2 separate regions of the Homo sapiens genome follow, and region 2 is linked to region 1. The links are chromatin contacts, found by Hi-C in ENCODE. All regions are on one chromosome and are shown on one strand. Each heading gives the region's core, a stretch centred on a gene start or an enhancer-like site at or near the end of the contact. The rest is flanking DNA. Distances are from core to core; before and after follow the strand shown. Region 1 holds the start of WWOX (WW domain containing oxidoreductase). Region 2 holds the start of VAC14 (VAC14 component of PIKFYVE complex).

Evidence for each region. A loop is a pair of places that touch in the nucleus more often than their neighbours do. Pooled maps may share reads with other maps.
Region 2: a loop to region 1 is called in a pooled map, with 21 times the contacts of the local background. The contact joins the promoter of VAC14 here to the promoter of WWOX in region 1. A Hi-C loop is called at or near these places in 5 of 50 pooled maps.

What each region holds. Positions count from the first base shown.
Region 1 is chr16:78,098,404-78,101,877 of GRCh38, reverse strand. It overlaps WWOX (WW domain containing oxidoreductase), which reads right to left and starts at 2,224. Exons shown (of 9, transcript NM_016373.4): 1 at 1,993-2,224. The coding sequence starts at 2,099. RefSeq lists an enhancer at 1,491-1,990.
Region 2 is chr16:70,799,629-70,803,102 of GRCh38, reverse strand. It overlaps VAC14 (VAC14 component of PIKFYVE complex), which reads left to right and starts at 1,945. Exons shown (of 19, transcript NM_018052.5): 1 at 1,945-2,306. The coding sequence starts at 2,203. It overlaps HYDIN (HYDIN axonemal central pair apparatus protein), which reads left to right. Exons shown (of 86, transcript NM_001270974.2): 86 at 1-1,019. RefSeq lists enhancers at 1,910-1,969, 1,637-2,259 and a silencer at 2,050-2,239.

The DNA of each region.
Region 1 (3,474 bases), core at 975-3,474:
CCTAATAAGATTGGGTCCTAAGGATGACAACTGGCTCTTATTTGCCTCGGTATAACCAGTGCCAGCCAAAGGCCTGTCACATAATACCTGTGTGTGTCTTGAATGAACTCATCAGAACTTGGTTGTTTTTCCTCTACCTTGCCACCAAAGGCAGCAGTGGTTCACATCCTTGCATAGATTAGAATCACCTGGGAGGGAAGATTTTACAACCTACCAAGGGAGAGGGGAGGGGCCAAACCAATTAAATCAGAAATTCTGGGCTGACGCAGTGGCTCCTGTCTGTAATGCCAACACTTTGGGGGGCCGAGGTGGGCGGATCACTTGAGGCCAGGAGTTGGAGACCAGCCGGGCCAACAGCGCGAAATTAGCCAGGCCTGGTGGCGGGCGCCTGTAATCCCAGCTATTCGGGAGGCTGAGACACGAGAATCGCTTGAACTCGGCATGCAGAGGTTGCAGTGAACCGAGATCGCACCACGGCACTCCAGTTTGGGCGACGGAGCGAGACCCTGTCTTTAAAAAAAAAAAAAAAAAGGCCGGGAGCGGTAGCTCACGCCTGTAATCCCAGCACTTTGAGAGGCCGAGGCGGGAGGATCACGAGGTCAGGAGATCGAGACCATCCTGGCTAACACGGTGAAACCCCGTCTCTACTAAAAACACAAAAACTTAGCCGGGCGTGGTGGCGGGCGCCTGTAGTCCCAGCTACTCGGGAGGCTGAGGCAGGAGAATGGCGTGAACCCGGGAGGCGGAGGCTGCAGTGAGCCGAGATCGCGCCGCTGCACTCCAGCCTGGGCGACAGAGCAAGACTCCGTCTCAAAAGAAAAAAAAAAAAGAAAAACCCTCTGGAAGTGGGGCCCAGAAAAAGGCTCTTACAAAAAAAGTTTCCCAGATGCTGAAAATCAGATTTACATCCATGTTTCTCAAAACCAGGTGATATTCCACCTCACCTGGAAAGCTTAAAAAAAGAGACTCCCAAAGTTGAGAGTCGGCTACAGTAGGTTCTCTATGGAGACCCAAAACGTGTATTTAGGACATTTCCTAGGTGATTCTAAGGTGCCGATATAAGAGGCACTGTCGTATCTTAAGAGCAATCAAGGAACGACAGTTAAGGAACAGAGAGTACCTACTAGACACGGTGCTATGTGCTTTACGCACAGTGCCTGAACTGACCCTCGTATCAACCCATTTTACAGGTGAAAAAACCAAGATTAAACGTTATTTCAATGGCCCAAGGTCACACAGTTAAAGATGAAGGCTCTGCTGGGGTTTCCAAAACTTTCCCAGGAAATGATAGTGAAGCTATCTAGGACTGCTACTAAAAAATACTCCTGGCTAGGCGCAGTGGCTCACGCCTGTAATCTCAATTCTGGAGGCTGAGGCAGGTGGCCTGCTTGAGCCCAGTAGTTCGAGACCAGCCTGGGCAACATGGTGCGACCCTAGTCTCTACAAATACTTAAAAAATTAGTCGGGCATAGTAGTGCACGCTTGTAGTCCCAGCCACTCAAGAGGCTGAGATGAGAGGATTGTCTGAACCCAGTAGGTAGAGGCTACAGTGGGCTATGATGGCACCCCTGCACTCCAGCCTGGATGACTGAGCAATACCGGTCTGGACAAAACAAAACAAAACACAACAAAACTCCTATCCCTGCAACCCAGAGCCTGCAGGAGGGAGCTGAGCATGTGCGCTTTTTAAAACATCTTTATTTTTTGGCGGGGATGAGGCCGCTTTGCCCTCGCCGCGCCGCGCAGTGCTGCATCCTGAACAGCAGAGGGCGCGCCGGGAAGCCACCAGGTGACCCCCGCTGGACCCGAGGCCCACCAAGGGGGCCGGCCCCTACTGGGAACCCTGGACCCTTTTCCCTGAAGCTCCTTAACAGTTACTTTCACTTTGCACCGCACGCGCTGCGCTGGAGTGCGCGTCCTCCCCGCGCAGGTGGCGTCCGTGGGCTGTGCAGGGTCCCAGGTGCGTCCGCGGCCCCACTGCGGCCCCCTTACTTGGCGTAGTAAACCCAGCCGTCCTTGGTGGTTCTCTCCTCCCAGCCCGGAGGCAGCTCGTCCTCACTGTCCGTGTCGTCCAGCCCCGCGTAGCGCAGCGCTGCCATGGCTGACTGTGGAGGCACCTGGCCCCCCTATCGCCCGCTGCCGGGTCCACTCGCTCAGGAACTCACTCCCGCTCCAAACGAGACCCGCGCGCGTCGGGGCCCGACCGCTCACGCCTGCGCACTGCGCCCTCCAGGGGCCGCTCCGCCGACCACGAAGCTGAAATCCAGTCTCCGCAATATCGCGACGGCCGGCGTCAAAGGGGCAGGGCCTGGAGAGGAAGGCGGTGAAAGTGCCTAAGAGATCGCGCTGCCGCCGGGCTAGACAGCAAAGCCGGAGAGCGCTCCGAGGCGCTAGAGATAGAGCGGAGCCTTGTCAGCCTCCCCGCCGCAGGGAAGGGGCGTGCGCATCCAGTTTCGGGCCAGGACTCCGCCCGTTGCTGGGCGACCCGTAATCACTTCCGCGTTGTTCTGGCCAATCCTGCAGGAGCCCGGCAATTGGATATGGGAAATGTAGTCCAGGTGGCGCCTGACCAAAAAGCGGCGCCCGACTAAAAAGCGGCGCCCATGCTGTTGTCCTGGGCTTCTGTCTCTCCTTGCCTTGGGGTCTCGTGAAAGTCCGTGATCACAAACCTTCCAGGGCTTGCCAGCATTCGTGCTGATTCACAACCTTTGTTTTGCATATGAACACAATGTTAAAATATAACCTGGAGAACTTAAAACTGCTGATTCCTGATTTCCTGGTTTTAGAGAACTTTCTTTCAGCCAAAACACATAATAGAGACTGTGATAATAGAGACTGTTGTTTAATAGAGACTCATGATAATAGAGACTGATGATAATAGAGACTGATTGATAATAGAGACTGTTGATAATAGAGACTGATGTTTACGGAGCACTTAATGTGCGGTCCAGGCCAGAAATGCACAGACATCACATGTAGCTGACACCTTTGTGTAGTGGGCACAACTCAGACAGGGTAGCTAGGCCGGGCTCAGTGGCTCATGCCTGTAATCCAAACACATTAGGAGGCTGAGGCAGGAGGATCACTTGAGGCCAGGAGTTTGAGAACAGCCTGGGCAACATCGCAAGACCCCTGTCTTTACCAAAAATAATTATTTTTTTAGTTTGCCGGGCGTGGTAGTGCACATCGGTAGTCCCAGCTACTCATTGAGGCTGAAGGGGGAGGATCACTTGAGCCCAAGAAGTCGAGGCTGCAGTGAGCTATGATCGGGCCACTGCACTCCAGCATGGACGACAGAGAGAGCTGCTGTCTTTAAAAAACTGCCTCACCTTTAGAGAATTTCCTTTAGTAAGTCTGGAATAGGTCCAGAATCTGGAAAGAAAGGGAGGGAGGGAGGGAGGGAGGGAGGAAGGAAGGAAGGAAGGAAGGAAGGAAGGAAGGAAGGAAGGAAGGAAGGAAGGAAGGAAAATAAAA
Region 2 (3,474 bases), core at 696-3,195, 7.3 Mb after region 1:
CTCTAAGAAAAAGCCAAACCAAAAAGCAAAAGAAACATGAAATATATTAGATATGCGTCCCGTGGAAATGCACACACATTGGAGAAATAGAACCAAATCATTCCCATTGATTTACATTTTTTCAGTGTTTTTCATCAACCATCATCAAAATCCTAAAACCAAACTTTGCAAGACATTTGGAGATGTCCTTGGCAGCACTACTACTACTTGTTAGCGCACCTACCTTCATTCATAGGATTGTGTCAGCAAAGGTTTTAACAACTATGAAAACCCCACCTGTATAGGAGAATACATTTTTTATGGATTTTTCTAGACATGATATATCCATGACTTGCCGAGTTTTGGATTAGCCTTTGTATTCATTTTCTATGGCTGCATAACAAATTACCACAAAACTAGGAGAGCAAAACAACACAAATTTATTATCTCACAGTTTCCATGGGTTGAGAGCCCAGTGTGAACTGGATTCTCAGCTCAGGGTTCCACAAGGCTGAAATCAAGGTGCTGGCCAGCTGCATCCTCATCAGGAGGCTCAACTAGGGAAAGATCTGCTTCCAAGGACCCTCAATGTGTTGGCAAAATTCATTCCTTTGTGGCCATATGACTAAACTCCTTACAGGAGAGTCTCTCTTCCAGTTCAAATTTCTTCTAATCTCTTTTAAGTACTCACTTGATTCGGTCAGGCCGACTCAAGTTAATCTCTCTTTTTATTAATTCAATGTCTGCTGATTAGGGACCTTAATTACATCTGCAAAATCTCTTCTGCGATATTACATAATATAATCATGTGAGTGATGCATAGCCCATCATATTTACAAGTCTTGTTCACGCTGAAAGAGGGCATAATACAGGGCATGAACACGAAGGGGTGGGAATATTGGAGGTCATCCTAGAATTCTGCCTACTTTTGCCCTTTACTCATTGCGTCCCTGTTTCTGTTGAGGAAAATACTCCATTTTCAAGACTGTTATAAGGCCTATATATGCACTTTTCATTCATTAAAGAAAAGTATCACCATGCATTCTGAAACTGTTATTCTTTGAGCTCCACTGTAATCTAGCCCTTGTCCTAAGTCCCTGTTCACTCTGAAAGCTTATGATAGGAAAGGCTGATGCACCTCCCTGTTAACTGCATGTTTACCACACTCCGGCCATAAATTGCTTTTAAATATTTTGCCACATAGTTGGGATTTCTGTCTCACCATGTAATGTGATTCCCGAAGCAGCTGAAGGGGCTGCTTTCCAGGGGACCTATCTAGAGACCCGCACTCAGCAGATCTGGGGCCTTTCTCTCTGTCTGTAACCAGCCCTCCTAGGCATCAGAGCATGTTAAACACACCCCCAAATGGTGGAGTGACAGACACTGGTGGTACCTGAGATCTTAGGTGGTAGACAGGTAGTGCCATTTTTAATTGAGAATTTATTTTGATGTGTCTTAGAAAAAATATACCTATTCAAACTCATGGTTTTAGGGCATAAGCAAAGCTAAAAGAGATTTAAGGTATTTTTTAAAGTGAGTTGATTTGAGGAAAACATTAAATAGATAATACAAGTGGCTAGAATATGGTGAAAGTGATGACAGTGTTACTGCAGTTAGGGAAACGTCTGCATCTAGGAAATTGGTAAGTGACCAACTACTGAATGAACTAGTGAATTCGGTGACTATTGAATAAATTATGTTAAGTGAATCAGACTCCAAGAACCCATTCGGTCTTACGAACGTCTACAGAAGCCCACCACGTGCCATCAGTTGGGCGTGAGCTACACACCCATTAAAGCACGTCTCAAACCACACTCCAGCTACCTGGCGCGCAGCGCGATAGTGTGTGCAGTGTGGGTGGAGCCTTCCGAGGGCGTGGCCAATCCACCTGCGGCCTGCGGTGGGGGCGTGGCTGGAGAGGGGCGGGCCCTCGCGACGGAAGGCGGAAGTGCTGTAGAGTCATGTGACTCGAGTAACATGGCCGCTGTCTCGTGAGTCCCGCTAGTGCCGGGCGGGAGTTGTTAAGCGGCCAGGGTCAGGTGTGCTGGAGCGGGGTCCGGGCCCGGGTTCCAGGGCGAGGCGGCGGAGCGTGGCAGGCAAGCCTAGAGCGGCGTGGTCCATGCGCCGGCGCCGGGGGCAGAGCGGAGCCGCAGACTCCCCTGGCCCCGGCGCGGCCCCGGCAGCCGCGGGCTAAGGAGTCGCGAGGTTCCCCCAGCTGCCACCATGAACCCCGAGAAGGATTTCGCGCCGCTCACGCCTAACATCGTGCGCGCCCTCAATGACAAGCTGTACGAAAAGCGGAAGGTGGCAGCGCTGGAGATCGAGAAGTAAGAGCCGCCAGGACCCCTCCCTGGCTATGCAGCCCCTGACTGCTCTGCTCCCCAGGGGGACTTCTCACGCCTTCCCAGCCAGGGTTACTTTCCCAGGTTTTAGGCCCTTACCTTAGCGCAGTGTTTAAGAGCAGATTGGGAGCCATATCTGGGAGTCCCTGCTTTACTCCTGACTGGCTGTGTGATTTGGTCCCAGCTTTTTAACCTCCCGGTGCCACAAAGGGCTGCAGTGAGAATGAAGTGACATCATGTATGGGTAGTGCTTTGCACAGTGCATGGCACATGGTGAGTCTTCGGTGCGGTGCCACCCAAACCAGCAAATCAGAGAGTTGTCTCTGTGGTGAGAGAGAAGTCAGAAGCCGGAGAATTTGCAGGTGATGCTGACCAGCCTGGTTTCTTACCCAGCTTCTGAGAAGTGAAGGAGATTGTTAGTGACCAAGTAGAGAAATCAGGTCGGAAAACTCGTGATCTCAAGGCTCAGAGAGTTTTTTGTTTTATCTGTGTTATAACACCCTTCCCTGCAAGTGGAAGTAGAAATAATTTGACCTTTCTTGCTTCTGCAGTCTTGTTACATGTATGTGTAACAATGATCTGATATTTTACTTTATTTCCCAATGTACAAAACAGCGAAAGTTTAACTGGGGATGTTTTATTTATTTTTTTTTCTGCAGTATTATTTTACTTTTGTGGGTTTTTTCCCAGTCACATTTTAGTGTTAAAGTCAAGTGAGTGAGTGATTTCAGAAAATTGGAAAGAAGCAGGCTGTGAAACTGGAAGAATACCAGTCTGCGAGTCAGAAAAGGTGAATTGTATTTCTGTTCTGTCCAGTAGAGTAGCCGTTGGCCGTGCGTAGCTATTATAAATTTAAATTATTAAAGATTAAACTTTAGTTTCTCAGTCACACTACCCGTATTTCAAGTGTTCAATAGCCACATGTAGCTATTGGCTGCTATATAGGGCAGCACAGATTATAGACTGTTTCCATCATTGCAGAATGCTCTATTGGACTGCTCTAATCTATTCCGTGGTGTGACATTCATTCGTTAACCTGGGGCAAATTCCTTAACTCAGGGTTTCTCAGCCTCTGCACCATTCACATTTTGGGGCAGATGATTTTTGGTTGTAGTGGGCTGTCCTGTGCCTTGCAGGATTTTTAACAGCGTCT